Regions from separate parts of the Homo sapiens genome. Here all the other regions are linked to region 2. A link is a loop called in an ENCODE intact Hi-C map of the cell type or tissue named here. Cell type or tissue: endothelial cell of umbilical vein. All regions are shown on one strand.

The links. A loop is a pair of places that touch in the nucleus more often than their neighbours do. Peaks named below come from ENCODE experiments on the same cell type or tissue, not always from the same donor. Only the 100,000 strongest peaks of a DNase experiment are listed, where the experiment ranks them.
Region 1: a loop joins it to region 2, with 6 times the contacts of the local background. A loop is called at or near these places in 2 of 110 quality-filtered maps.
Region 3: a loop joins it to region 2, with 4 times the contacts of the local background. A loop is called at or near these places in 2 of 110 quality-filtered maps.
Region 4: a loop joins it to region 2, with 17 times the contacts of the local background. A loop is called at or near these places in 5 of 110 quality-filtered maps.

Annotation. Positions count from the first base shown.
Region 1 is chr9:81,755,017-81,763,016 of GRCh38, reverse strand. The region is part of intron 3 of TLE1-DT (TLE1 divergent transcript); the gene reads right to left. Among named protein-coding and RNA genes, the nearest start is that of TLE1-DT, 69 kb to the right of the region's middle. RefSeq lists an enhancer at 2,010-2,511. In endothelial cell of umbilical vein, no CTCF peak of the experiment used is centred here; a DNase peak (open chromatin) is centred at 3,136; H3K27ac peaks cover 1,770 bases.
Region 2 is chr9:81,844,267-81,852,266 of GRCh38, reverse strand. No RefSeq gene overlaps it. Among named protein-coding and RNA genes, the nearest start is that of SPATA31D4, 80 kb to the left of the region's middle. RefSeq lists an enhancer at 7,741-8,000. In endothelial cell of umbilical vein, CTCF peaks have their summits at 3,453 and 3,669; DNase peaks (open chromatin) are centred at 3,526 and 4,566; H3K27ac peaks cover 2,457 bases.
Region 3 is chr9:82,956,738-82,964,737 of GRCh38, reverse strand. No RefSeq gene overlaps it. Among named protein-coding and RNA genes, the nearest start is that of RASEF, 100 kb to the left of the region's middle. In endothelial cell of umbilical vein, a CTCF peak has its summit at 3,027 (motif pointing right); a DNase peak (open chromatin) is centred at 3,077; H3K27me3 peaks cover 374 bases.
Region 4 is chr9:82,602,530-82,610,529 of GRCh38, reverse strand. The region is part of intron 2 of LOC107987087 (a long non-coding RNA gene); the gene reads right to left. Among named protein-coding and RNA genes, the nearest start is that of RASEF, 460 kb to the left of the region's middle. In endothelial cell of umbilical vein, a CTCF peak has its summit at 3,575 (motif pointing right); a DNase peak (open chromatin) is centred at 3,579.

The DNA of each region.
Region 1 (8,000 bases), 89 kb after region 2:
AATCTTTCAGATTTTGCTGTTTGAATGGCATGTGTGTGTGTGTGTGTGTGTGTGTGCGTGTGTGACAGGGTCTTGCTCTGTTGCCCAGGCTGGAGTGAGGTAGCCCAATCTTGGCTCATTGCAACCTCTGCCTCCTGGGTTCAAGCGATTCTCATGCCTCAGCCTCCCCAGTAGCTGGAACCACAGGCGCTTACCACCACACTCGGCTAATTTTTGTATTTTTAGTAGAGACAGCATTTCACTATGTTGGGCACGCTGGTCTTGAACTCCTGGGCTCAAGCAGTCCGCCTGCCTCGGCCTCCCAAAGTGCTGGGATTACAGGCCTTGAACCACAATGCCTGACCTTGAATGGCACATTTTTATAGACTGTTGTTGTTGTTGTTGTTTCGAGACAGAGTTTCACTCTTGTTACCCAGGCTGGAGTGCAATGGCACGACCTCGGCTCACTGCAACCTCCGCCTCCTGGGTTCAAGCAATTCTCCTGCCTCAGCCTCCCGAGTAACTGGGATTACAGGCGTGTGCCACCACACCCAACTAATTTTTGTATTTTTAGTAGAGACAGGGTTTCACTGTGTTGGCCAGGCTGGTCTTAAACTCCTGACCTCAGGTGATCCGCCCCCCTTGGCCTCCCAAAATACTGGGATTAGAGGCATGAGCCACCGCGCCTGGCCATTGTTGCTGTTGAGACGGAGTTTCACTCTGTCGCCCAGGCTGGAGTGCAGTGGCGCGATCTCGGCTCACTGCACACTCTGCCTCCTGGGTTCACGCCATTCTCCTGCCTCAGCCTCCCGAGTAGCTGGGACTACAGGTGCCCGCCACCACACCCAGCTAATGTTTTTGTATTTTTAGTAGAGACGGGGTTTCACCGAGTTAGCCAGGATGGTCTCCATCTCCTGACCTCGTGATCCGCCTGCCTCAGCCTCCCAGAGTGCTGGGATTACAGGTGTGAGCCACTGCGCCCGGCCTTTTATAGGCTTTTTACAAAATTAATTTAGCAATATGAATAAGGAATCTCAAAAATGCCCATTCAAGGGACTGGCCTAGGAATACCACTTCTTTGAATATATCTTAAAGAAATAACCCAAACATGGAAAAGTTTCAAGCACAAAGATGTTTATCACAGTGTTATTTACAATAGCAAATAATTGTCATATGCTGAAAAGGTAAAGTAATGGCAATACAATAATTTGAACTAATATTACTAAGATTATATGTTAATTTATAACAAAGCTGATGTCAGAATTAATACAAAACAAAAAGATAAATACATAGAAAGTACAGCATAGAAACTGGGATGAAGAAAAACTTACTATTCACTTCTGTACCTTTTGTATTTTGTAACAAGGACACAGTATAAGATTAGAAGAAAATATAAACAAAAAGTCCCCTGGGTCATTAGGCAATGGGTAAACTTCTGCCTTTACTGCATCAAATACATAAATACATTAAATAGTGTGTTTGAGGATAAGTCATGTGGGAAAAATGAAGCAGAGAAAGAGGGGGGAAGCACTGGAGGGGTGGGGTTCAAAATTTTTGTTTGTTTGTTTGTTTGAGACAGAGTTTCGCTCTTGTTGCCCAGGCTGGAATGCAATGGCACGATCTCGGCTTACCGCAAACTCCGCCTCCTGAGTTCAAGCGATTCTTTTGCCTCAGCCTCCCACATAGCTGGGGTTACAGACATGCGCCACCACGCCCAGCTAATTTTGTATTTTTAGTAGAGACAGGGTTTCTCCATGTTGGTCAGGCTGGTCTCAAACTCCCGACCTCAGGTGATCCGCCCACTTCAGCCTCCCAAAGTGCCGGGATTACAGGCGTGAGCCATCGTGCCCAGCCTAGGGTTTACAGTTTTATACAGAGTGGTCAGGAAGGCATCACTGCCAACATGAGATTTGAGAGAAGACTTGAGCCAAGGGAGGCAGGCAGCCACTGGGCATCTGGGGAAAAGCTTCCCAAGCAGTGGGAAAGGAAGTGCAAAGGTCCCGAGGCAGGAGTAGGCCTGGTGTGTTCCAGGAGCAAGGAGGGGTCAGTGGGGCTGCAGTGGTGGGAGCACAGTGGGAGCCGTGGAGACGCTGGAGCGGCACAGGGGCTAGTGCAGGGCCTGCTGGTAAGGGGGCCTTTGGCAGTCACTCTGAGAGGGAGGGGAGCCATTTAGCAGGTGGGAAGAAGAGGAGTCACAGGATCAGGCTCAGGCTTGAGCAGCCTCCCTCTGGTTGTAGGTTGAGAATGGACAGAGGGGTTGGCAGGAGCTGGGAGCTGTGGCTGTCATCTAGGCAGCTGAGAAATGGTGACTAGACCAGGCACTAAGAATAGAGGGAGTAAAAGCAACTGGACTCGATATATTTTGAAGGTAGGGCCTCTGGTGCTGTTAACAAGTCACCAACATAAATTGCATAAAACTCAAACATGGGCCGGTGCAGTGGCTCATGCCTGCACTCCCAGCACTTTGGGAGGCCAAGGCGGGTGGATCACCTGAGGTCAGGGATTCACGACCAGCCTGGCCAACGTGGTGAAACCCCATCCCTACTAAAACTACAAAAAATTAGGCATGATGGCAGGCGCCTGTAATCTCAGCTACTTGGAGGCTGGGGCAGGAGAATCGCTTGAACCTGGTAGGCGGAGGCTACAGTGAGCCAAGATCGCGCCATTGCACTCCAGCCTGGGCAACAAGAGCGAAACTCTGTCAAAAAAAAAAAAAAAAAGAAAAAAGAACAAAACAAAACAAAACAAAAACCCTCAAATATACTTTCCTCTTTCCTAAAACTTCTTTGGAAACTTAGCCTATGATGGAGTGCTGATGGAATAATGTGTGACCGTCTTTAAGGGAAAGACATTCTCATGGACCTCTGATGTCATCCCTAAGTGATTTTTATTAAAATGTTATTTTTAATATATGTAAACTTAAAACTAGATACAAAGAATGTTTTCATATAGACTTCATGCCACAATAAAACCAAAACAAACTTATAGGTGAACAAATGTAGGAAAGTCATACGATTCAAATGAATACTTTTAATTTAATGGAACAAATACAGAATGGTCACTCCCCTCAACGGCATGAAAGTGGTGCTCCCTGCCCAGGCTCTCCTGAGTTCAGCCTGCTGGCCTCATGCTTTGCAGTGACTCAATGCTTCCACTGCTTGTCTCTATTTACGTTATGCAGAACCTTCCTTTGTACATCCTGTGATGAGGTCATCGGACCTTCACTTGGTGAGAACACAACATTCACATGTCTGTGTGTTTTGTTTTTTTAAAAATTATTTACAATGATTTTTCAATGACAAAGAAACTGTCACTCCCTGTCACCAAGAAAATCTTAAACACAGATAAAAATGCAGGCCCTGAAAGTATGTGGAAGCTCTCCGTTAAGTTGATCATCCAAATGAACCAAAATATGTTGATCTTCACTGATTATTAGCATCAAAATGAAAATACAAAATTGAATTCTCACAGAGAACTCAAGGCCCCTTCAGAATACGACTGAAGACTTTCAAGGATCTTCAGACTTTAATTTGAGAAATATAAATGAAGTGAAAAAGGTCCTTGATTAAAAGTCAAAAAAATCTGGCTAAAAATCGCAGCCCTGACATTTGTAGCGAGTGGGCCTGGGATGTTTACCTCATAGATCTGTTAGAAAGATTAACTATGATCTGATAAAAATTATTTCTGAAATCATCTTATAACATGTTAGAAGATGCCTTGGCCAAGTATCCTGGAAAACAGTATGAGAGTAAGTGATACGTGCGTGACAGTGGGCGCTGCTGTCCCAGGGAAGCAGAGGAAAGAAAAGGGGAAAGGCCTATTGTTCAGTCATCATTATGGATAAGAATATTCCAACCTTCCCTTGCCCCCATTAGGGGGTTCAGATTTTGAATACAATTAGAAAAATACTAGTTCGCAATTTTGCATTTAAATTACATACAGAATTATTCTGTTTTTAAAATAAAGCCAACCCTCACCCCAAATTTTTATTATAAATAGAAAACATAAAATCTTTTATTCCTAGAAGCCATTTTGGGATTTTATTGTAGTATAGTCTCACGCCCTGATTACGGTCATGTGTACATGAAGTATATTTGCTGAAACTCGTTGCCTGATTTGAAATTCAAAACTTTAGAAATGCAAACATGCAAACATGATTGCAAATATGCAAAGTACAAGGTCTTATACGAATGGCCCTAATCAAGGCAAAGTCCTTTAAAATAAATACATAAAACAGAGTTTAGAATAGGCTAAGAAGCAGTAACACATGCAAAGTAGCTAATTGCTCTTGGTTCACCATGAATATTAATCTTATTTAACCTGTAAAAGATAACTACAGGGAAAATACCAAAAGGCCTGCTCCATGTCCCATCATTTTTTCCACCCAGCCATTTTGCAGTTTTCACTTCTCAATTTCAGGCTCTGTGCCTATTCTTAGACATTCAATAATACCCAGTATAAGCCACTGCATGTTAGGCATGAATTAATTAACAATAATATCCAGGTTGCTGGCAACATACTACCCGCAAGTAGGGTCAAGCAAGATGGGTGGTGGAGAGAAGGTGTGTTCTGTGGTCTTATGTCAGATACCACTGAGTTGAGTAAATGGACATTTGGTGCATTTCATGCTGCCTATGGGTCTTTGGACATTTTACCCACCATCACAGCCCTTGCAGAGATAGCCACCCATGCAGAAAGAGATAGGACCCTTTGAGAGCGTGCTGACTGACTCATCCAGGTAAGGAGGCCACAGTGAGCACAGCCCGTCCAGTGAGCTAGCAGAGGCAAGTCTCCAACATGACAGTCCTCCAGTAAAGGGTGGACATCTCAGCTCAGACCAAATCAAGCAAGAAAAAAACAACAGTGAGCATGCCAAAGAGAATCCAATCCAAGTAAGCCTAGAAAACCCCCTTAGCTGCGTCAATCCGCAGTGGTCACTGCTTCCTTAGGGAGGAGAAACTGAGGTGAATATAAGAACTCATTGAAGTCCCGTGCGCTATGGTACATATAAATATGAGTGTAACTGCTGTGTATTTAGTTTGCTTTAGAGTGTGGGTCCAGCCATTCTCAATATCTTCTGTCATCTTTGGAGTTTCGAGTTAAAAACAAACAAATGAAAGAATCTTATAGTTTTTGCCATATAGATGCATCTGATTAGGTTTTTGATTTCTGACTTTTACCAAGACTCTGATTATTACCAAGATGGCAAAAATCCCTAAGAAACATTTCTCAAGTCCATATGCAAGTATGTTATGTATGTTTAGTAAATGACTGCTGCTTGCTTTGATTAGAACCCATCCTTCCTTCCAAGAAAGCAGCTCCCTGTTTGGAATTGCTCCTTTCCGCCCTCTAAACATGTGGTTCAGGGGATGCGGGGAGTGTGGCCATGTTCTTACATGACCCCACCTCCACTAACTAGAGTTGCCTGGACCTGGCTGGGGCCCCTGCCTGAAGCCAGCACAGTCAGAGCCTTCCCCAAGACTTTTCTATCTAGAATTAAGAAACAAAATCAGGTTCTCGTTGGTGTTTTAACCCACAGTATGTAAGACTCAGATCTACAATGAGAGAGAAAGCCCTGGATACCAGGAGGGATAGAGCTGCAGACAGAGAGAGAAGGAATCCAGGGAGCACTTGGAGTCCTGGTTCCAGTTTTATTTCATTTTATTGTTAAATTTCTGGCTAGTTCCTTGTCTTTCTCATAGATTGACCTCTTAACCCCGCCTTCAGTTACTTAAAATATCCCAATATTTTCCCAATAAATTCCTCCTTTATTCTTAAACAAATTCAATTTGGGTTTCAGTTGCCAGCAACCCAGGGGATCCTGAATAATAAAACAATATGTAGTTATTGTCTCACTCCTCAAAGGATAAACATGAAAATGTACAACTGCTAAAGGACTAGGTGGTGATTCCAGCTACAACTTTATTTTAGCTAACATGGATAGGTGGCTTACCACAAGTTTAGCCTCAAGGGTTAGGCTGATATCAAAGCAAAAAAAAAAAAAAAACACTCGATTTCCACATTGTTGGATTTCCACACTAATGAAAGGGCAATCGCTGTAGGAGATAGTGGGAAACAGTAAGGATTTTCAAAGAGGGCTTCTTTCTTTCATTTTTTTTTATTATTATATTTTTAAAAATGCTCTGCTTCTGAACCCTTTGCTCCACAGGCAGTACAGCTGGGGAAGCCATGGGCGATCTCCCCCTCACTCTACCAGCAAGGCCCGAAATGACTTGCCTCCCGGTCATTGCCCCTAACTAAACAGGGCCCAAGGCTGGGAGAAATCAAAGAAGTTATTTTTACAAAGGAGGGTTTTTTTGCATGCTGTGCAGGTCCATTAGGAACTGTCTGGCTGGAAGCTGAACCGTCTGAAGCGACTGCAGCAGGAAGAAATGGCAATCAAGATCCCTCTGCCTAACTCTTCCCTCTGCTTTCCCTTCACTCCTGCCACCTTCACCAAACCCACATCCAAATGGCAGCAGAGACATCAGCACCTGTCTGGTTCAGAAGAGCCTTTGAATCTCCCCTAGGAGGGCACAGTTGGGAAGCAAAAAGTGTTTGCTTGTTTGTTTGGTTTTGCTTTCTTGAAGGAAACCTTAAGATAACACAGCACTGCCCTCAACATCTCCCACCATGTCGGTGATTGGGAGATGAAAAGGACAGACAGCACCACCCAAGGTGGAAAAGACAAATTAAGACTTGATCAACTGAGCAATCCCCTGCTGAGGCCCCCAACTTGGCCAGACCTCATACCAACACAGAGACAATCCCACAATGGACAGGCCAGCTCTGCTGCTGCCTGTGCAGTCAATTATTATTTTAAAGAAAATCTGAAATCTTCACCTCCCACACACATCTCCCAAACAATAGTCCTCCCCTCTGCTTCATCATGGAGGAAGTCTAAAAGGGTTGCAATTAGTGATTCCTCTCCCTTCCTCCTATATGTGGGCATTAGCTTCAGTCCGAAGACTGGCCTGATGTTAGCTAAATGAAATCTAGAGGGTTAGATTTTCAGCTGTTGTGAGTGTGCGTCCCTTCACAAAGACACATTAAGAACTACAGAAAGAAATGCCCTGAGATGAACGGAATTCATGCGTGGGTTTGCTCTCCTGTACCTTGGCAGAAAGGGCTATGCCTACGCAAAGAGAGTAGCTTCACTGAAAGTTGCACAAGTTAGGCTAATGTTTCAATGTGTCATTGAGTTAGTAGAGTGAGGATTATTTATCTTTTAATCAGTAAAAATACTTTTGCTGAGTATGAAAACCAATGAAAGTGTTTTATTGCCTGAATTGTATTCAGATCCGTTTATTACTTTTCATTGTTTTTAAGCCCTTAATCAAAGACTTCACAGCACATGGACCGAGTCCTGTGGATTTGTTTTGCAAATGGGTTTTCGCATGTGTTAACTGTGACTTCTGGTAAAGAAAACCAGAGCTAGACAGTGGATAAAGTGGTAAAAACAGATTTTATTCAGGAACTATTGCAATCAGGAAAAAGAGACCCCAGTGTAGAACTGAGCTCTATTGCAAATAAGACAAGAAGGGGTAGGGACTTATAGCCAAGGAGCAGGTTTGAAGAGTGGGGAGAGATTGGTGGATGGAAAATTATTAAGAGGAGACATCAAGGGTGAGGGTAGATTCTTGGTGCAAACAGGGCAGAGTGATCAGATATTGAAGGTAGGGGATGAGGAATTTGTTTAGATATGGAAGAATCTGATATCAAAGCTGTGAGATTCTCTTTCACTTAACTGGACTCTTGCTAAAACTGAGCAATGCAGGCCCAACAAAATGTACACTGAAGCCCAAGGTTGAGCCATGTTGAGAAGAGGGCTTAGAGCAGTCTCACTAGAGCTGGGTCAAGGAGAGAGTTTTTGTCATATTTACCATCCAGAATTTACAGGGCAGATGTATACTGTTCCCCTGAAAGCAGTCTTCTGAGGAGGCAACACTAACGCTGGCGTCACTTAAAGTATTCCTGGATCCTCCTTAAACACTGCCTACAGAAAAAGCGAACCAGATCTG
Region 2 (8,000 bases):
GCTCATGCCTGTAATCCCAGCACTTTGGGAGGCCGAGGCGGGTGGATCACCTAAGGTCAGGAGTTCAAGACCAGCTTGGCCAACACAGTGAAACCCATCTCTACTAAGAATACAAAAATTAGCTGGGCATGGTGGCATGCGCCTGTAATCACAGCTACTTAGGAGGCTGAGGCAGGAGAATTGCTTGAATCCTGGAAGCCGCAGTTGCTGTGAGCCAAGATCGGGCCATTGCACTCCAGCCTGGATGACAGAGCAAGACTCCATCTCAAAAAAAAAAAAAAAAGAAAAGAAAAAGAAAAAGAAAAGGAAAGAAAACATCAACGAATCTTTTATCCAACCAATATTTTGGGGGCATCTACTAAATGAGAAGCACTGTGGATATGCTTGGGATACAAAGAATAATAAAACACAGGTTCTGTTCACAGTCAAAATCTAGCAGTCTTCTTCCTATGCTCCTAAATCTGCCCAAGGATTGTGTTTAGTTTGTAATAAAAATCCTAAAACACATACAGAAGAAGAGAGCTAGCTTCTCTAAAGTGACCACTTACGTTGTCTAATTATTCAACAGAAGAGAACACTTTGGTCCTGGGTTATTTCGGTGAGCTCAGCGGTATTTTGCAGCCACGAATAGAGACACTAGAGAGCCTCCAGCACCTGTGTGCTCCCCTGCTCCTTCAGCATAGTGAGCGTTTTATCACTTACACACCATTCAGTGTCCAAAGAGAGTGCCACTTGAGGTTTTAAAAATATCATTTCCTTTACTACCTCCCAAAATAACAGGGTCACTTCAGGACCAGCAAGTGGTTGGCACTGTGACATGATTCCCAGGAGTACTAATAGTTCTGAAGAGGAGCAAGTATTTTCACAGCTGTAGGTCTTTGTGCTGAACTTTCTACTGTCAGTGAGAATCATGTCCAAGTGAAAATATAGAAGTGGAACCAGGCATCAAAAGGATAAGGCGACAGGAATTGTTGTTTACGGGAGTCAGAGAACAACTGAAAATGACTTCTGCAGCTGGAAAAAAAAAAAACAAAGACAAGGGTTGAAGGTCAACTTCCTTATTTTATTTTGGCTAATTAGCATGCCCAAGCAGTGTTGTTCAAATGTTTTGGGTGACACTGATTATTTCAGCTCTGTACAAGATTCCACACGTCAGCTTATGGGCCTAGGAGGTAAAGGCACTCAAGAGGAACAAAAGGAAAGACATTCAACCTCACTAGAATAAACGAAGTCACCATGGCACCCAGCCCTCTCTGCCCCATTCCCAACTTCTTCCATCTCCAAACAGTATGAATTGTATTTGCTAAATGCCATTCGCCTCTATCCTCACCACTGTACCTTGGCCACTGCCAGCACGGCCATGCCGTCAACATCTCTCCTGTAGATTACTGCAACAGCCTTCTTACCAGTCTCTCAGCAACCTGATTAGCTCTTCTGAACCATTCTTCACACTGCAGCCACAACAATCTTTCGGAAACTCACATACAACTACTAAAATCTGAATACCACTGCCACCCCTAACACACACACACAAACACACACAAAACCTAGCTTAAGGCCAGGTGCAGTGGCTCACGCCTGTAATCCCAGTGCTTTGGGAGGCCAGGGCCGGCTGATCACCTGAAGTCAGGAGTTCAAGACCAGCCTGGACAACATGGTGAAACCTCATCTCTACTAAAAATACAAAAATTAGCCGGGATCAGTGGCGCACGCCTGTAATCTCGCTACTTGGGAGGCTGAGGCAGGAGAATCGCTTGAACCCAGGAAGCGGAGGTTGCAGTGAGCCAACTGCACTGTAGCCTGGGCGACAGAGCAAAACTCTATCTCAAAAAATAAAAATAAAAATAGAACCTAGCTTAAAATTGTTTGCAGGCTCCCCATTGCTCTGAAGTTTATTTTTATTTTTTATTTATTTATTTATTTTGAGACAGAGTTTCACTCTGTTGCCCAGGCTGGAGTGCAATGGCACAATCTCGGCTCACTGCAACCTCTGCCTACCGGATTCAAGAGATTCACCTGCTTCAGCCTCCCGAGTAGCTGGGACTACAGGCATGTGCCACCACACCCAGCTAATTTTGTTTGTATTTAGTAGAGACAGGTTTTCACCATGTTGGTCAGGCTGGTCTCCAACTCCTGACCTCAGGTGATTCTTCTTCCTCGACCTCCACAAGTGCCGGAATTACAGGCATGAGTCACCGCACCCAGCTGCTCTGACAACTTTAACTAGTTGAATTGCCCAGAGAGCTCTGCGTTATCTGTGTGGCCGCCCTTTCCCTCTTCCTGTTGCATCTTACAGCCCAGATTCCCCTACCTGGAGCACTCTTCCCTCTTCGCTTTACCAACTCATCTTCTCCTCACCTCTAAGCTCTTAACTTATATCAGTTCCTCAGGAGCACTTGAGGAAGAACCTCTGCTTCCTGCTTAAGCCAAATTCCTATGTTGTAAACTCCTTTGCACCATCAGCCAGCTCATGAATTCTTCATGGAATGCTTCACAGGGCACTTACATGATCTCACATGATCATCTGACTTCTGCCTGGTCTCCCCACTAGACTGTGAGCTCCATGAAGGCAAGGATTCTATTTTTGCTTACCACCGCATCCCAGAGCCCAGCACAGTGCCTGGCACATATTAGATACTGAATAAATACATTTGGAAGGAAGGATGGACAGAAGGAATGACGAATGAATAAATAAGAGGGGCAAACTGATACTGCTAAAATAAGAATGAGGGCTAGAATTTTAAGTGAATGATAATAGTAGGTAACACATATTTAACTTCCAATGTTAGGTACTATTCTAATATATATATACCATACATACATATACCAATTTCTTTCTTATGACAACCCTATAAGGTAGTTATTTTTATTCTCCCCACTTCGTAGATGAGGAAACTGAGCCACATAGAGGTTCCTCAAAATCACACAGCTAGCAAATGCAATATATTATACTTTATAATGGAAGAGATATTATGACCATACATAACACAAGAATACAATCTGCCCTGGGACCCTTCTTGCCTAACCACTTTAAAGGGTTTCAGAGACTGCTGCTTTTAAGGGTTAAGGATTTATCTTATTTGGGATTGGACTGTGAAAGTGAAAAACTGTGTCAATCACCCCAATAGATGAAGATCGGAGAATCTCTGACCCCTGGACTTCAGCTGCCTCTGTGTCACCTTTTGAGGTAAGATATTTCCACTTCAAAGTAAGAGTGGTCTGATTAAAACAAACTCACATAAAGTAATAACCTGTTCTCACCTCAGTTTTGACTATATTGTTTTAAAATCAGCAGGACAGAAATTGAAGCAGCTAAATGCATAAAACAAAGAGAAAAAAAGAGCTCAGAGTATGGGAAGAAAAAGGAAACAGTATTTCCCTAGGAAAAAAGATTGAAATCGAGATGTATTTGTTTAGAAAAGAGAAGGTGAAAAGGAATGTGCTGCCCTCAGATATCTACAGGAAACCACTCACTGAACATGCCACCATAGACTGATTTATTTTTGGCTTAACCTGGACTAGAAAGCCTAATGTTTAGACAAGGCAAATTCATCTTGGAAAGGGAAGAAGAGAGGAAGAGCACTAAATGGAAACAACAAATAACTTAGTTGCAAAATGAAACTCTAGATGGAGCAGTTCCCTCTATTTGAATTTCCTTTGGTGACTGATACTGATTTCGCTGGATTAGCAACTATTGGAAAAAGGACTGGTTGGAATACATTAGCTCTGTGATAGGAAATAAAAATTGGATGATGTACCACTTACAAAATAGAACCTGAATCTCTGGGCAGGATCCATGTAAAGAGAGGAAGGCAGAAGAGAAAAAGGAGGAGGATGACAGAGAGGAAGAAGAGGAGAGGGAGCGAGAGGAGTTATAGTAAGAAGAATTTCGAAAAGGTGTCCAGAAACTTGGTGTGTCCTGTGGAATATGATAGAGGGCACAAGCTCTGGAGTCCAACTGCTAGAGTTTGAATCCAGCCTCAGTCAACTACTAGTTGTAACCTCCCTAAACTCAGGTTTCCTATCTTTGAAATTGGGATTATAATTGTACTTAGCTCATAGGATTTCTTTAAGGAGTAAAGAAACTAATCCTTGTTAACTTCATAGCACATAGTAAATGCTTAATAAATATTTGTGCCACTGCTGTTGTTGAAGATGATCTATCCCCCTGATAACATAAATCTGAAATACCAGCTGTACTGAATAATGTTGGAATTGACCAGAAATAACCAGGGGTAGTGTTATATTAGACTCTCTTCTGGAAGGGGTCATCACCAAACAGTGAGCTTTACACTTAGATACAGAAACCCAAGATAAGATACAATTTTCCAGAAATTGTCCATTCTAGGCTGGTTCTATGAAATCATTTTCTCTCTCTCTTTTAGCTTTCAGTCACCATCCTTTTTCCCTCTGCTTACTTTTCTACTTTGTACTCTGTTTTCTAGTCCTTTGAAATCTCCGCTCTTCTCCCCATGTGAGGATCCTGTCCAGACAGACTAACCAGACCTGTTTCCTCCATGCTTTAAACACTGGGGGCCTAACGGGGAAAACGTTTTCTTTGGGTGGGTGCCAAGTAACGTTGGGGAGTGGGAGAGAGTTTTTAATGACACAGTAAGAAAGAAAATATTTATGTTTCATTTTAATTGAACTTTTCAAGCTCACTATTTTTTAGTAGATGAAAAAGATCAACATATGAGAACGCTGGAAATTACACATAGCTCTGGTTTCATGCACAAAAGTGGAAAAAGCAAATGGGGCAAAGGGAAGTCTGTTGGAGGCATCTTATGGGAAGAGCTGCCCCAGCAAAAAAAAAAAAAAATTGAGCTTAGTGGCACTGCCTTTATCACTGCATTTCTATGATTGGGACAGATCCTGTTGGACAGGCCCATAAAATTGGCAAGATAATGAACAAGTTCATTAAATACCTTTCTATTTGTTGGGTCTACTGCAGTGCCTTCGGGAGCAAGTTTATAGAGTGTCACACCTGTTAAACCTGGCAAAGGGACCATTGTGAAAGGACGCGGTTTACCTTGTTGAGAGACTCCAGAAATCACTGCTTTTGTCACTGTTAAGCGTTTACCATGTGTTAGGTACTGTACTAACTGCTTTAGACATACGATCTCATTTAAATCTCCCAGCAGCTCTGTGAAGTAGGTATTGTTAAAATTACTAGGCAATTTACTTGGGTCACACAGCTGATGAATACAGGAGCTGGGGTCTTAGGTCAGTAAAACACCAAACTACGTGCATGTAAACTGCAATATCAGGTGCAGCCCAATCAGACCAGTTTTCTATCTCTAACAATACTTTGAAAGACTCATTATCTTAGGATTTATGAAGGCAACAAACAGAATAGCTGAGAATGAACTACTTGTGTGTGTGTATAATATATTTAATTAAATAATATATAGCATTATTTTTCTATTGAGTAAATCATAGTGGGATTATGCACTATTTCCAATTAAAAGAATCCTAACAGGTGTGGTGGCTCATGCCTGTAATTCCAGCACTTTGGGAGGCGAGGCAGGCAGATCATTTGAGGCCAGGAGTTCAAGACTAGCATGGCCAACATGGTAAAACCCCACTACTACTAAAAATACAAAAATTAGCTGGACATGGTGGTGCACGCCTGTTGTCTCAGCTATTCGGGAGGCTGAGGCAGGAGAATCACTTGAACCCAGGAGGCAGAGGTTGTAGTGTGAGCCGAGATTGTGCCACTGCACTACAACCTGAGTGACAAGAGTAAGACTGTCTCAAAAAAAAAAAAAAAAACCTTGTATTTCCTTGGTAGGTTTCTCTTCTCCCCGTGATACCCAGCTTTTCCTAATGCATTTCTGTGTGGACCTACAACCTTTAAATCTCAGCTGTGCCTCAGTTTTATCATCTATTATAAGAGGTACTAAACTCGGAGCATTTTCAGGATTAACACAATTAATGCATTTAGAACACCTGGAGGAGTATTATTGGTATTTTGAAAATGTTACCAATTGGCATCATGTCCCTTCCTTGAATGGGGATCATTTTACCATTGGAAGAATTGACTTTAGTCCTTGTTGATGGATTTTGCTTGAAAATATAGACATTGTCATGACAATGCCACAGAGACTTTGCTTCTCTCCAATGCTTTCTGTAAAATGCTCTTACCTGACTTGCTTAGTAACTGCTCAGAAAATGTTCTCCCTCCATCCACAACCCCATGTAGCTCCTTGGCATCCTCTGAGGAGGGTGATGGTGTATGCTAAAGTCCCCTTGCCACACCACAAGAAGAAAGATATTTTCGAGGCTGATAGTAAAAAGAATCACCTCCTGTTTCTGGTCCAAGCTACAAATAGATTTTATTTTTTTCTACTGGGTAGAAACATGAAGGGCATGAAACATCCTGTGTATGTGCACTAAAATCCCCTGGGAAGCAGAAACTCAGGAATGTTTCTGTTTAACGCTAAGCTTAAACAGGCCTTAGAGAAATAGATAAGATACCTGCCTCAAATTGAGGGTCTTCTCCATAGATCCTCAAAAAAGATTATCTATCTAGTTTGAAACATCTCACGGTGGCTCACGCCGGTAATCCCAGCACTTTGGGAGGCCGAGGTGGGTGGATCACCAGAGATAGGGAGGTCGAGACAAGCCTGACCAACATGGAGAAACCCCGTCTCTACTAAAAATACAAAATTAGCCAGGTGTGGTGGCGGCGAATGCCTGTAATCCCAGCTACTCAGGAGGCTGAGGCAGGAGAATTGCTTGAACTCCGGAGGTGGAGGTTGCAGTGAATATATTCTTTTCTCACCTAATTTTAACTCCACTGTTGCCCAAGAGATAGTCTGTTCTTATAGGTCAAAAATATTAAAGATTCTCAGTTTTATGTGTTTCAACTTAATACCTAGAAGTCAATTACAGTCTCTGTTTCTAGGTTTATGTAGTCATTGATACTGTGAATTTTGCTTGTTGCTTCTTTGTTTTTTGGTATACAGTGTGCTTTTTTATTTTTTAGTAGAGACGGGGTTTCACCATATTGGCCAGGCTGGTCTTTAACTCCTGACCTCGTGATCTACCCTCCTCGGCCTCCCAAAGTGCTGGGATTACAGGTGTAAACCACCGTGCCCGGCCTACAGTGTACTTTAAAGTAAATATTACAAAGTCAAAAGATCTACTGTAGGCTGGGCACGGTGGCTTACACCTGCAATCCCAGCACTTTGGGAGGCTGAGGTGGGTGGATCACCTGAGGTCAGGAGTTTGAGACCAGCCTGGCCAACAAGGCAAAACCCCATCTATACTAATAATAACAAAAAAAAAAGGTAGCCAAGCATGGTAGCAGGCACCTGTAGTCCCAGCTACTCGGGAGGCTGAAGCAAGAGAAACACTTGAACCCAGGAGGCAGAGACTGCAGTGAGCCAAGATGGTGCCACTGCACTCCAGCCTGGGCGAGAGAGTGAAACTCTGTCTCAAAAAAAAATTTGCGGTGCAAATAAACATGCACAGATATGAACTAATGACCCATTAATATGCCCTTTGGCTTTCAGTCTCTCACAACACATCGAGGGCAACTATTTTGGGGCCCTGTCTCATCTGGAATGTCTACTATAAGACACCAGGTAGGGAAATCAATTTGCTAAAGAAGTTCAAACCTGTTGTGTGACTAAACAGAAAACAGTAAATTAAATTAGCAGCCACATGAGGTTGAATGGTGTACCTGGGAATGACAATGACAGCAACCTAGCCATGAGACTGTCCTCTGGGCCAGAGGGCAGAGAGGTCAGAGTTCATAGTGGACCCTGACATATGTTCCCTCTCTGCTGACCTGGACCAGCTGTCCCTTCCTATGTACACAATGAGCAGAGGCCCCAGCTTCTGATGTCAGTGTGTTGGTGACAGTGCAGCTGAAGGTGTGAGAGGTGTCAGGGAATGTGACTGCTGATCTACATGCATTCCCTAAAAGGAAGTCTCAGATATGACTCAAAGCACTTATCAATCACTCATGTGGGCAGAAAATGACAAGCAAATTG
Region 3 (8,000 bases), 1.1 Mb before region 2:
TGGCTCTCTAACCTCTTGGATCTTCACCTTGGCTCTTTCTCTTGATTTCCAATACCTACCACCAACCTCCTTTATCCTGATGATTCATTGCAGAAGCACACTTCTGGCTTCTATCGGCTGGCACTCTCTCCTGGACACGAGGTTATGAATGCTCTCTGGCTCTGTGGAGTTAGGCTTGCTGGAGCTGCCCACTCCTGATCAGGCCAGCTAGGTCACTAGTTAGCATATACATCCTGGCTCCAGACACTGCCTATGTACAAGGAGAAAATGGTCTCCTTGTTTGTCCATTGCATAGAGGTACAAGCAGAGCTGCCTATGGCAACATTTTACCTTTGATTGGTCGGGGACATCTTGGTTTCTTCATTTACTTGTTTCCTCATTGGTTGATCTGTTGGTTCTTTTTTCAGTCATTCAGTCAATACTTCTGAATGAGAGGAACACAAGCTACAGTCCCAAGGGATTAGTATTAAGAGTATACCTCCAAATTTCATATTCCTCCATTTTCCTTTTCTCCAACCCAATGGATAATTTAGATTTTAATATATCCTGATAGCATGAGACAATAATTAAAGCTATTGCCAACTCAATATGTTGTATGAACAGTGGCAGCTGTGAGGATTGATAGGACCTCCCTTTCACCCTCACTAGCTAGAAGGATCTACAAGGTACAACAAAGAGGCATTCAGTTTAATGACATTTGCAGATGAGCCTTATTTCCCTTGGCTGATTTTTTTTTGAATCAGTAATTCTTATTATTGAGTATTTTCAGGGTTTCAATTCTCTCAGAGGGCACCTTGGGAGGAACAATGAATGCCTTTGGCCAATTGACCACTTTCTGTCTTCAACCACCTGGGACCCAGGATGAGGTTAGAAGTACTGCCAGGGACCCCATCAATATTGAAAAATGCCTCTGGCCTGATTAAGCTTTGGAAACGCCTCCATTGATTCTATTCAAATATTTATCGAACACCTACCTCAGACCTGGTACCCTAATTGACCTCAGAAAAGTCACCTTTGCCCAAGACTAGGAGGAGGAAGTATACAGGAATGCTGGGTGGAAAAAGGAAATTCCTTATGGGTTGACTGAAAAATAGGTTAGTTCAGGTCCAAGCAGAGAAGGATCCAGGAGAAACAAACATTGGGTCTAAGAACAATGATAAGGGTTTATGGCCCTTGTTACCAGCTAGATGATCTGACCTGAACTGGAATCCAAGAAGTAAAGAAAGTCTTTAGAGTGGCAGCAGATACAAGCAATGACCTTCACAAAATCACCTTTCTGAGACACCATCTTGAACGACTGCACAGAAAAAAGCATTACAGTCTCTTGACTTGTCCTATAGAAAATATTTTTCAAGGAGACAGTGTTAAATTTAGTATTTCAGAGTACAGACTTGAGGCTGGGCTTGGTGGTCACACTTGTAATATCAGCATTTTGAGACTCCAAGGTGGGAGGATTTCTTGAGGCCAGGAGTTGGAGACCAGCCTAGGCAATATAGTGAGACTTCATCTCAACAAAACATTAAAAAAAAAATAGCCAGGCATAGTGGCATCCATCTGTAATCCTAGCAATTTAGGAGGCTGAGGTGGGAGGATCACTTGAGCCAAACAGGAGTTTGAGGCTGCAATGAGCTATAATCATGCCAATGCACTCCAGCCTGGCTGACAAAGCAAGACCTTTCTCTATAACAAAACAAACAAACAAATAAGGACTCTGGAGACACACTACCTACCTGGGTCTGGATCCAGGCTTTACCTCCAAGTTTGCTTAGCCTCTCTGTGCCTCCCAATCCTCATCTGTAAGATGGAAATATGATAGGACTCATCATATGTGCTTGTTTCAGGACAAAATGAGTAAAGAACTGAGCTGGCACCAGAACCCTAGTGAGTCCTCAAAAATACAGTTAACTGTGGCAAGTTTTGCCCTTCTGAAAATGACCATGTCTTCCAAGGAGTGGGATTGTTAATTTGCCTAGTTTTGAATTTTGTGCTTTGAAATTTTTGCACTGCCAAATACTTTTTTTCCTATTCTGTGGATTTGCTTTGTTGTCCTTTCCACATCATTTTTTGCTCTCACAGAATTTATGCAAACAAAGGCAGCCACATGGTCTGTAGTCCCTGAAATGCGTTACTGATGTACATGTGCTCCTTAAGTTCAAGGAGGAGCCATTATTACTGGCTTAAAATGTCATGAAGAGGTTGCAGCTGAAAATCCCTGGGGTCAGGAATGATTTGTTTCAATTTTTTACCTGTTTCCTATTGCAAGTATCATTAATAATGTTGACTAAATCATTATCTTTGCAAAAGCCTGCCGAAATTATCTTTTCCCTGAACTTGTGTTTGTATGAATACTGTTGAAATAATTTCTTCATGAAATACAAATTTCTCATGTTTATTTAAAATGGTTTGCATTCGTGCACAAATTGACATCGCCTGAGGAGAAAGCCAAATAAAGACCTTATCAACAAGAAGGCTTTTGAATTTGCCCTCAAGATAGTGACAGTTACCAGGAATATATCTGTCCAATTCTGTCATTTGCAGAACTTAAGTATGCAACAAGTTGTCATTGGCTTTGTCCATTTTTCTGTCCCCACAATACTTCTTGTCCTCTGAATTGATCCTAGTAACTTTCCAATAAATTCCATTTTTGCAATCGAATTGCAGTTCTGACCATATGGACCTATTCAGACTTTTGTAACATTCCATTTCCAAATGATTTTCGGCCAATTCAGTTCAAGCTGCAAATCAAATCTAACCTCTGTAATGAAAAGAACTGCAGAGAAAACCGTTTTCCAATTGTCCCTCAGAACCATTCCTTAAAGGACCTCCCACTTTCAGGCCAATAATAATTTTCACAAACATACCCATGGTCATGCTTTTTGATTTCATAATCGGCTTTGTTTAAATGAAACTGGGGGAACAATGTAGGTTCTTTTGCCCAGCCCCATGCAGTGGAAGAAAGGGTCCCCTATTATCTCCACAGCTGCCGTTGCCCTGACAGCAGCAGGTTGGTTATCCTAGTACCTCTAGGTGGCAGTGCAGCCCAAGACAACGTACTGGATCCTTGTCTTCCTCCCCTCCCCCTCTCTCTGGGTTGGCAGCACAGGTTGGATTGGCATACAGGGAAAATAATCATTAAAAATAAATGCAATCAAAAGAAGTAGGTTATTATAGTGGCGCATTGGAACTGCTTTTGTTCTTTTGTTAGAAGTCTGTCAGCCTCCCATTAGAAATGTTTGGGAGGAGTTTACCACTCAGCTGCAAAAATTTGCTGGAGGTTAAAAATGACAATCTCTGGGACTCAACCTTGTTGCCGATTTATTCCTGAGAAATTTGGTTTTAGATGGTTGGGTGGCTTTGAAGTAGCATGCAAAGACACACAGATGGGTCTGTTTTGCTTAAGGCAATTCATAACTGTTTTTGTAATACTGAAATGCATTATGACCCAATGACATGCTGAGGTTTTATGGGCCACATAAACTTGGGGAATGGGGCCTTCATCCCCTCAAGCATTTATCCTTTGGATTACAAACAATCCGATTACAGTATATATACTGTATTAGTCTGTTCTCATGCTCCTAATAAAGATATACTTGAGACTGGATAATTTATAAAGGAAAGAGGTTTAATTGACTCACAGTTCCACATTGCTGCGGAGGCCTCACATTCACGGTGGAAGGCGAAGGAGGAGCAAAACCACATCTTACATGGTGACAGGCAAGACAGCATATGCTGGGGAACTGCCCTTTATAAAACTATCCGATCTCGTGAGACCCATTTGCCATCGCGAGAACACCACAGGCAAGAAAGGCCTCCATGATTCAATCACCTCCCACCGGCATCCCTCCCACAACATGTCCTTATGAGGATTTCAAGATTACATTCTAAAAATATTGTCTTGTAAGCAGGTAAAATATTATTATAAGTTGCTGCTTAGTAAAAATCTAGATAAGTTTAGCAACAACCCGGGTCCTCCACCTCATCTGAGGCCAGTCCCTTTCCCCGCCCCTTCTTCTAAGCCATCCTTCCCTCTACTGTACAATGAAGAGTCACTTTCCATGAACATTAACATCAGATGTTAAGTCAGGATTATCTGCATCATGCTATGGCAACAAGTGAGCCCCAAATCTGATGACTTAACACCACCAAAATGTATTTCTCATTTGTACAGCCTGTCTGACTTGGGCCATGGGTGACTCTGCTTCACACTGTCACTGAAGTGCACCACCTGGAATAAGGGTTCTTGGCCTTCTCTTCTGGACTTTGTTCTGGAATCCACACACATCACTTCTGCCCCCAGCTCATCAGTGACAACTACTGACAGTTCCCCACTTCACTGCAAGGGAGTGGGGAAATATTAGGCAGACATCTCAGCCTCCATCATAAATCACTTTCAGCTCCACATTTTAGGATTCTATGATCCTGATGGAGAGACAATCTTATTAACTTTTTAATGCTCCCAACTGTTAATACCAAATGGCTTGTTAATTTCTCAAAAACTAAATTTAATGGAATACCTTGAAGAACTCCCAGGCTCACATCAAGGGGCAGGCTCTTGTAATTTTTCCTGTGAAGTCTTATTCTCCTTTTCTAGACAAAATTAATTGCTTCCTCTCTGTGCTTTGGAGGTGCTATGTTCATGCTGTTGGCTTTGGGTTTGTCACAGCTCAATTTGTAGCTCCTCTATCTCCTCTGACAGAGTATACTCTCCTTGATGGGAGGTAATCAGTTTTACCTATTTTGTATTGCTGACCCCTAAAAAGATATGGATGAAGAAAAATGAAATGATGAAAAATGTTATCCTATGGAAAATAATAACAATAATGTTTTTGAGCTTTATGGGCTCCGATGCTAATGAAGTTTCAAACATATGTAATATGCATAGATGCCTTGTCTCTTTCAATTCTTAGAGTAATCTTTGAGGCAGGTGCATGAGGGAACTGTATTTTCAGAGGTCAAATAACATTCCCACATTTGTGAGGTAGCAAATGCTAGAGCTGAGACCCAAATTCAGGCCTCTTTGATTGTATTTCTGAACCACTATGCAAAATGCATAATGATTTATACCCTGATTTGCATGTCTTGATAACAAAAACATAATTAAAAACATTATAATTGAAAGAAAAAGAGTTCACCATGCAAAGTAATGTCAACTTGAAGTGAAACCACCTCTAAAGGACAAGAGACCTGGATTCTATTTCTGGTGCCAGTTCTACCACTTAATAGTTGTATGACTTTGAGCAAGACTGTTCATTAGCTTCACCCCAGTTTCCAGAGCTGTATGTTGAGATTTAAGTCTGGATCATTAACTTTCAACTTTACTGTATAAATTGGATACCTTGGTAAAATGCAGATTCTGATTCAATAGGTCCAGGGTTTCTGAGATGCTGCAGTTCTAACAAGCTTCCTGGTGATGATATTGTGGCTAGTCCATGAGGAACATTTTGAATAGCCAGGAGCTAGATGATTGCTAAGGCTCACTATCTGATTTTGTGAGGGTTTAGGAACTGTTGGATCGAAACTACTTCTTAATCTAAATAACTGGCACAAAAATATAAAGCAATTTATCAGTTATTCTCTCTTCTTCCAGCAACACATCTAGGGTTTCCTTGGAGATTCTCTCCAATCCTTAAAATCTATGTGCTTCAGGTGAAATTTGGAGGTATCAATGTTTAAAAATTTTCTGCCCACAACTATTGGTTCAGATTATGTCATGAGATAGATTTAAAGACAGTAAAATACAATCAAATGTGTTCCTTGGAATTTAGGAACAGACACAGAGACTTTTTCATGCCGGACTTGAACTCAAACATACTAGAGTAGCCTTAGCCATTAAACTTTAATGCCACAAGGATAGAAAGATACTCACGATGAGAAAATGGATCCAAGATGTGGAGGCAGAGGAGGCAAGTCCAGGGGAAATCTTTTGAGCTTTACTTGTAAAAGTAACTGGGGAGGCTCAACCATAAATAGTTGGAAACATGTATTAACTTGTGTGTATGTGTGTATACACACTTCTATTATGTGATTAGCCAGTTAGATGCTCATCACCTGGTAGGCCCAATTTCCTTCCAGATAAGGGCCTTGGGACCTGGGATCTGGGCTCAGCATTGGAGAATGGGCCTGAGGGGTGATTCCCAAGTCAGAATTTAAGGTCGAAGCCACCACTAAAAGCCAAACAGAAAATACAACAGAAGATTGGATGAAGCTGCAGAGTGGTAGAAAATGGGAGGGAAGCCACAGAACCACACTAGAGATTTAAGGCCACAGCCTGAGGGCTTGAGAGCTAAGAACGGAGCCTGCAGAGTCCCTGAGATGCTGGAGTCTGGCTGGGGTCTCATCCACAGGGCAAGTCTGCCTCTGTAGTGGGAAACGGAAGAATCAGGTGTGCCAAGCCAGGGGGACATACAAGGAGGTTGTATTGCTCTCTGGAGCCTTAGTAGGGCAAAGACAAGACTACAGGCTGCAATTTGTTTTGGTTAGTGAACTGCTGCTTGCAATGCCTGTGGGGTGTGTGTGTGTGGGGGGGGTGGTGGTGTTGTGATTATTTATTTTCCCGACAGAAGCAGTAATCTCAAATGGCCTCTTGAGACTGGGCAGCTATTATGCATGTCACAGATGAACTCCTCTTAGGACAGACGACTTCACTTTGACCTGAGGCAAAAGCTATTTAAATTTTATTAGGGAAGCAGGCCAACCACCCTATTAGACCTTTGGGTGATTAAAAGAAAATCATCCTATAAAGCTTTCCATTATATACGTCTGTTAAATGGTCATGGCTTCCTGATGAATATAAAATATCTGATAGGCAGATGGCATAACAGGAATGATTTATCTGAATCAAACTAAACACTTGAACTTAATTTTATGGAATATCACGGGATCCCTGGTTTTCCTATTTATGAGCAATCCCCTTCCTTTTCCCCTGCCCACAAACATGGTTGCCTCAGTGTATTCTGAACCCCATGTTCCTGCAATTGTTTCTGTCTTGCTTCAGTAACTCTGGAGCATTTATCCATGTAATAGCATGGTCTTCCGCTCCACTGCTTATATAGCCCTTACGCCTCAATGAATTTGCTTGATGGGATGCAGACAAAATGCTGCTTAGTATATTTTATGTATTTGAATGAATATTTATAGCAAACAATGGAGGCAGACATTTTTAAAAAGATATAATCTTTTTGAGGCAAATTGCTAATTAAGTTTTTATCATCTACAATAACTTATGTTTTGTACATTCTTCATTTGCCTTATAGGATGGGGTGTTGGGCCATATTTGAATAAGTTGTGTATACTGACATGTAGGCTTATTAAAAACTGAAACACATCCCAAAATATGATTTCAAGCTACTATTTTGAGTTAATTATTCTGCAATGGTCATTTACATGTGTAAAGATGTAGGTATAAGCATATTCTAAACAGATATAATTTTTTTTTTTCTTTGTGAGACGGAGTCTCGCTTCTGTCACCCAGGCTGGACTGCAGTGGCGCGATCTTGGCAAGCTCTGCCTCCTGGGTTCAAGCGATTCTCCTGCTTCAGCCTCCCAAGTAGCTGGGACTACAGGCACCTGTCACCAGGCCCAGCTAATTTTTGTATTTTTTTAGTAGAGATGGGGTTTCACTGTGTTAGCCAGGATGGTCTCGATCTCCTGACCTCGTGATCCATCTGCCTCGGGCTCCCAAAGTGCTGAGATTACAGGTGTGAGCCACTGTGCCCAGCCAATAATTTTTTCTAATGATTTTTTAATTAAAAAAAATTTGTGCGTACTTAGTAGGTGTATATATTTATGGGGTACATGAGATAATTTATGGCATACATTGCATGAGACATGCAATATGAAATGAGCACATCATGGGGAATGGGGCCTTCATCCCCTCAAGCATTTATCCTTTGGGTTACATACAATCCGATTACACTCTTTATTTCAAAATGTATAATTAAGTTATTATTGACTATAGTCACCCTGTTATGTGATCAAATAGTAGGTCTTATTCATTCTTT
Region 4 (8,000 bases), 760 kb before region 2:
TAGCAGGCATCCTGGGACATACAATTTGGGATTAGTGACTGACCCTGCTGTTCATTCTGACAGCACACACTCCAGATTGCATTCTCCTTTTAATAAGCAGAGCTGGTAGGAGAAAAGGCAAGAGTCATTAACTAAAAGTTAGCTGAGGATTGAAACACAGCACACTTTGCTTCTGAGAAGCTCTTCTGAAAGGAAACCTTTTGTCCCCAGGAACCATGTAACAGTATATCCAAGGATTTCATGATAATTTATCTTGACCTTTAGCAAAATGAAATCTTATACAATGGCTGGGTCACATATACTTTCTTGGTCACTTATCTGTTACTATATTGCTGCCATTGTTGAAGAGAATGAGCTCAGGAGAGTCACAACGGCTTATGCAATAAGCTTTTTTTACGGAGTACCATGACATACTCAAAATGTGAAGGATTAAACTTAACAGCCTAGAAGGCAGTTGCCAGGGATTCATATTTGAAACCTTTCTTGTGAGGCTACAGGTGCAACTGAGAAGTATTTCTGTGAAGGCACCTTCCTCTTCTCTTTATTCCTATTCCTGCTTTCTTGCCCCAGGGCCAAAGGTAGACATTTTCTCTCCCTCTTGGAGTCTTGGTTTCTGGGTTGCTTGATCTTATTGTGGTAAGGACACTGTGTACCAGCCCAAGGTTGGGTGACTGGAGTGTTTTTAAGCTTCTTGCTACTCAAGTAGTCTCATTCCATGCCTAGTAATATATGTTTCCCTACTTTTTTTTTTCAGGTTGATTTTTTTTTTTTTTTTTTTTTGCAGCATGATGAAAGTGAGCAAATTACTTTATATACAGTGTGAGCTAATGAGAATATTTCTAAAGAATTCAATTTAATCATGATCAATAGCTAGAGGGGTAGACAAATTCTGATCCCAGGATCAGGCAGCTGGGATGGAAAGGACAGAGCTTCCATCTATGGTTTTAAAGTTTGTGCCCTGAGCGGCTTCAAGGCATTCCTAGAGTTATGCGGTGTCTACTTGCACGGATGTACAAGGTATCCTTGTACATCTTATACTTCCCTTGTTTAGTCAGGGAAATACAGAAAGGTCAACCTTTGACTACCTTCTCTACATGTTTCATGGTCTTTCCATCATATGACTTCATCTAACATCTTTTCATCATCAAGACTGCTGTGTCAACATATTACAAAAGAGAAATGATTGGAAAATTGTTGTTTTGAAGAATATGCTTTGAGGTAGTGTGGTAGGCAGAATCCCCAAAGATATCCACACCTTAATCCTCAGCACCTGTGAATATGTTATCTTACATGGAAAAAGTGATTAAGCTAAGAATCTTGAGATGAGGAGATTTCCCTGGATTATCTAGCTGGGTCTAATTTAATCACGAGCCCTTAAAGGTAGTTTTCACAGATGTGGTCAGAGAGAGATATGACAACAGATGAAGAGTCAGAGAGATGTTACCATGCTGACTTTGAAGATGGAGGAAAAGACCATGAGCCAAGCAATGTGGGCAGCCTCTAGGAGTTGGAAAAGGCAAGGAAATGGATTTTCCCCTAGAACCTCCTGAAGAAATGCAGCATTGCTGATGGCTTGATATATAGGGCTATATTGTAGTAAATATGTGTTGTTTTAAGCCACTAAGTTTGTAACAATTTAGAACAGTAGCAATAGGAAACTAATACAGGTAGCAACCCTTCCCTCTTAATCTACTCCTCTCTTTCCTCTCTCAGCCCTCCAAGTGCTCCTGCAGATGATTAACTTAGTTTACACATCAGGACCAAAAAAGAGAATGGTTTCCAGCAGGGGTCAAGAAGGGGTAGGAACCAGATCATAAATCCTACTGTTATAGCAGGAAAATAGCTAGAAGTAATATGTAAATGAACGGGTGTGGCTGCATTCCAATAAAACTTTATTTACAGACACAGGAGGTTCACCATCGGGTCGTAGTTTGCCAACCCCCGATTTAGAGCCTTGCTAGTCAAAATGTAGTTCCCAAACCAACAGCATCCTTTGGAAGCTTGTTGGAGATGCAGAATTCCAGGACACATCTCAGACCTACTAGATCTGCATTTTAACAAGATCCTCTGGTGATCCATATGCACATTCAAGCTTGAGAAGCATTGCTCTAGAAGATTTAGCATTCTAGGGATGAAGCAAAATTATCAGAACAAATATTATTGACATCCTTGTTTCTAGCTGCAGAACACTGCTCAGGTAAGGAAGGCAGATGCCAGACCTTAAAGGAAAGAAATGATGTAAGCATTTGTTAAGCACCAGCTATGTGTGGGGCACTTTCAATGAGGTTATTCTGTTTAATCCTCACATTGACTTCATGTCATTTTCCCCAACTTTTATAGATGAGGAAATTGAAGCTTACCCAGGCTTTCTTGTGAGTGAGAGACCAGATACCCAAAGCTCAGTTGCTTGAATTCTAAAACTCAAGCTTCTTCTACCATACTATACAGAACTGTCTGTTTTCCAAAAATCATTTAATACCTGTGTCAAAAGCAATTCTTGGATTTAAAAGTTCCCAAGATGTGAGATTTAGCTGGATATGATATCACTGGAATCTTGGATGCATATGGTGCACTTTAGCCTCTATTTATAAAAGTCTTTCAAGATAGTCCACCTTTTGTTTTCTCTCTCTCTCTTTTTTTTTTTTCTTGGTTACTTTCATCGTTAGCTGAAAAACTCTTGGATGACATTCTGCTGGACAGAGTCGACTATTTAATTATCAGCAAATTGGGATCTCTTGTGGCCTACGATTTTGAGGTTAACAATAATAGTTGCTATTTTTGATTTCTAAACCATTCCCATGGCAGAACTTATGGACACAGTTACCAAATGGACATGAATTAATAAATCTCAGCCACTTCAGTCTCAGCTCTGCACCTCTCCAGTCAGCCTTTTCACATCCATCAAAGGACTGTCTGATGGAACAGATGGGCTTAGCATGAGGCCCTGAAGGACAGTTTTGGGAAAAAAGACAAGGAGAGGGATTTCCAAACTATGCACCTTCAATGGAAACACTAGAAACAGTATCTTCCCATCCAAATTTCAAATACTTAGAGACCACTGGTCCTTTTAAACTGCAGTCACAAAAAGCAGAAGATGGTATTAAATGTGGCCAGGATATATAAACTTAAGTTAGGCTCAAGCAGAAAAATGAAAGGCAGATTCGAGTTTCATGAGAAATATGGATACTGGATTCTCACATAAAATGAAAGACATTTTTAGCCTTCTCAGCTCTAGAGAAGAACTCCTTCCTTTCTGGGTAAAAATTCTAACTGCCATGGAGTGCAGTTTCCACTTCCAGCAAATGGGGTTCTGCTTATAAGACAAAGTTTAAGAGCTCACTCCTGAGCCAGGGGGCAGGGTTCTATCTACTCATTGTCATTAAGGTCCCACCTAACCTTCAGTGACTGGAAGGCTTTCAGAGCTGGGCCACCACAAGCTCCTTGCTCTTGATGATCTCTAGATTCGGGGTGCATCTCCCACCTTGCCCAAGCAAACTCAAGCTTCATTTGGCAGTTTGCTGCTTTTGTTAAAGAGCAAGCTCACTGAGGAGCAAGACGTTGGAACTCAAATTCTGGTCTCTAGATGGCAGTCTAGCCCTGCTAAATCTGACTACTCCCCTATCCTGGGTGAATTGCAGAAGCTACCGCTAAAAATAAAACCTAACCCAGGAAAATCTATAGAGGGGGCATAACAAGATTCAGATATTAATTTTTGGTTGATGGCAAGTTAATGATTGGGCTTAAGCACCAGGTTGGAAACACATGTCTATGAACATGCTAAAAATGCTGTTTGGCAGTCCTTCTAATTTGACTGCATACAATTCAAGAGCGATGAATATGAACAGCTCTACCATGGAATGAGCTCCTCGTCTGAAATGTTGCCTAATACCAGAAAGGCAAGAATGTGGCCATCACCAAATTACTAGGGCCTTTTTATGCATTGTCTATTTACATACAAAATATTTAGTCAATAAAATCTAGATGGGATAGTGAGTTTCATAAAGAACATTCACGATGTCCTGAAAATTTTCAGCAAAATGGAATGGCTGTTGGCATTGATAATGAAAGAAACCTTTTGACTGACTCATCTTTCAAATAGTTGTATTCACCTTGTGTGGATGAAGCACATGAGTTCAGTGTTGAGTTTGAGCTGGTGCTTAGCTAAACATTGTAAAATCTTGATCTGGAAGAGACCTTAAGGGTCATTTCTGTCCAACTTTTTACTGTACAGATAGAAAAGCCAAGCTCCAGACACCACGCAAGACCTGAAGACTTGGCAGCTGAGCAGACTTCCAACTGACTCCAAGAGGAGATTTGGACTTGGAATAGTGTGCACTTGGTCTTGTGTGCACAGTTTACTTCCAGTCATATGTAACTGTTATGTGTCAAAACAGCTCTCTATTAAGTGCAAATTGTAATGATACATCCAAAAGCTATTTCCATTTAGTTTGTTCATTTAAAATATGCTCTTGAAATTAAAAATAAAATACAGAACCTAGGCTATATTAGAATATCTTCTGAGTGTATCTTCTGAGTGTGAGAAGGCTTGGCTAGATGCATTAGTAAGAGCTCAGATAGGAACCTGTGTGGTGCTGCAGAAAAGACAGTGGAATGAGGGGACCAGAGACCATTGTGTAACTTTGCTGTGGGGCTGCTGGAGCACATCACTTTGCCTCAATATTCTCACCTGTAAAATGGTGATAATAAGGTTGTCCCTGCCTGCTTTGTAAAATAGCTGTAATGATCAAAGTACAAGAAGGGAGTAAAGGTACTTTGTGGAGAGCTGTACAAACAGACAGTGTAGTTTTTAACATCCCAAATAAGGAAATTTGGACCCCAAAATAAAGTATAGTAAAAAATATATAAACTGTTTTTTAATCTTTAAAAAAAATTGTCTAAGTGGAAAAAGACCACTTCTCCAATTGTATTTCATTTATATAAAATATCAAGAATAGGAAAATCCCTACAGACAGAAAGCAGATTGGTGGTTGTTACAGGTTGGGGAAGGCAGGGAGAGGAGTGAATGCTTACGTGTATGAGGTTTCCTTTTGGTGTGATGAAATTCTTTTGTAGCTAAATAAATGCAGTGGTTGTTCAACATTGTGTGTGTATTAAATGCCACTGAATTGTTCGCTTTAAAATGATTAATTTTATGTTATGTAAATAAAAATTCAAGAGGCTTGTGTGTATACATATACATATGACTTGGCTGGAGGGAGGAGTGGTCCCAGGAGTGTTTGTACAGATGATTTTATAAGTGTAATCTCAGACTCACAGGCTCCTTTATAAAAATGTGTTTCTGAAGTTTACTTTCAGTTGCTGTTAGTGTTTGCTTATCTCTATGAAACTAAGCCCAGTGGATTCTGTCCACACCAGGCCACTGGGTAATGTCCAAGGATAACATGTGCTGTGAACTCCACAGATGCTGAGACAAATGCCCTTTGGCTTCTTGGGTCCTCTGACCCTACTAACCAGTTGCTATGAGAGTTGTTTAAGACACGAGATTTAGGGGAGGAAAGCACCACTTCACTGGTCCTCTTCAGTCCAGTCTTGACAATTTACCACTGCTAGAAATTAGACTGCTGCTTGAAATAGTTTCAGATGCTGACATTTTTCCCCATAGTTGGCAAATCTTGGCTTTTGTGTGTTTAAATTTCCTCTGTGGACCTCTTCTCTGAGCTTCAAAGAGAATTGCTGTTTCATGGTATCAATTTTCTCACTGTAGGACATTGCCTTCTGATCTTTGCAAGGGTCCTGCTTCTATTCCAAACTGATGGGGGTATTTACAAAGGCTGTCAATTAATATCAAGAGTATTTTTGGACTTCATTTATCATACAAATATTGAGAAGTGAATATTAGTCACCAACATGTTTCTATATGTATATGAATAATGGGATATTACATACACAATTTGAGGTGCAAAAATTTCACAGAATGACTTACTTGATATTTTCCATGAATCATTTGTTAGACTGAAAAATAGATTTTATTTTGTTAGACAAAATAAAAACAAAACAAAAAATACCCCAAATCTAGCTTCTATTAGATATCATAGAATCGCAGAATATCAGTGCTGCAATGGACTTTTCTATGCATCCATCCAGCCAATTAGGTGATGTTGAATATATCTCAGTAAGGCCTATCAGATTGTTTGCTCTAAGCTTGATGAGGAGTATTTGAGCATTAGAAAGTTCTTCCCTAAATTGAGCCACATTTTATCACCCTATGACTTCTATTACCTAGTCTTGAATATATTACTTGGAGACATTCAGGATAAGTCAAATGTGTCTACCACATGATAGATTTTAAATTATAAAAAGCAATGTTTTCCTTTTTATTTAGGCTAAACATACATAGTTCTTTCAACTGACTCTATTTGCAAAGCTTGAAATTCCTTCATTGTCTTGTCATTAACCCCTGTACAGACTTATGTTTACTCATGTCTCCATGATAATCTGATAACCAGAATAGAATACTGTACATGAAGTATATATAAAGTATACAATGGAGAGGTTAGGATCATCTTTGTAGACTGTATAGTTTTTTGAAGGCAACCAAGTTAATATTTAATGTTTAATATAATTGTGTCTTTGTGTCAGTTATGGGAAAATTTTAATTATTGAATGTGACTGCCAAGGTTGAAGTTTGGGAAATCTAGAGACGTTTTAAAAATAACAACCCATAGCTTAAAAGAATATCAGGAGAGGGAATAAGAGAACTTACGATCATGGAGCCCCTACAGTGCACCTGCTAATGGGGTTGGCATTTTCTACATTTTTGGGGTAGGGGTTAAGATTTACTTGGACCTTAAACTTGAGCTCAGAGAACACCTCCTCTGTGAGGCAGTCCCTGATTATCTCTTCCTGCTTATAATACCTCATACAGGCCTCTTCTATTGAACTGTTCACCCTACATATAATTATTGTTTACATGCCCACTTTCTCCACTAAACTCCTTTACAAGCTCCTTTACAGCACCTGATGTATAACTGGACTCTCATGTGTATTGAATGAATTAATACATGTTAGTCTTTCATTAGTACATCCCAAGTGGCTATTAATTAAGAGGAGGAATCATGTTATCAACTGGAATTCCCTTAGCAAAGCCTTAGATGATCACAGCTTTAAAATGTGTAGTTTTACTCATATATTAGTTCACTGCTCTCATTAAAGACATGCAACATTTTATTTGATAATCCAAAGATAATTTGTTCATAAAAATCATATTTTAGCTTCATTTTTTAAAAAGCTAACAATTGTTTATATCTTTATTTCAAAATTAGATTTGGAATCTGTATATAAATATACATATAGGCTCTGATATGGTTTGGCTGTGTCCCCACCCGAATCTCATCTTGGGAAGCCCCTCGCATTTGGTTCTCATTCTGTCTTGCCTGCTGCCATGTAAGACATACCTTTCACCTTCCACCATGATTGGGAGGCCTTCCCAGCGACGTGGAACTGTGACTCCATTAAACCTCATTTTCTTTATAAATTACCCAGTCTCGGGTATGTCTTTATCAGTAGTGTGAAAATGGGCTAAACAGGCTCCGAATCTAATACATGTATATTTTTCCTTTTGGACACATATCTAATTACAGAAAGAAAAGATTTTTAAAGTTTAGCCATTTCATTATAGGATCTGTCAAATAGAAAACAACAATTGTCTGTAGATGTTCAATTTAACACACTTAATTTTGTAGAATGATTGGTTTTCATTGTGTATCCATCGCTATAGTATTTATTGGTGGAAAACGGGCGATTATAATCCCAAGTCTTCAAAAATGCGCAAAGCAAACAAACAAGCAAATGAACATTAATGCATGGTGTTAAGTGAAAATTTTCAGAACAAAAGCTTTCTTTGTCATAAGAAGCTGACATTATCTTTTGGGACACATATTGCTTCTACATAAGGTTGTTCTCAATTGTGTACAGACCTCCATAGTAAACTCTGGGTACCTGGTCATCATATAGTTGAATCACCATGGGGAAGAAAATAC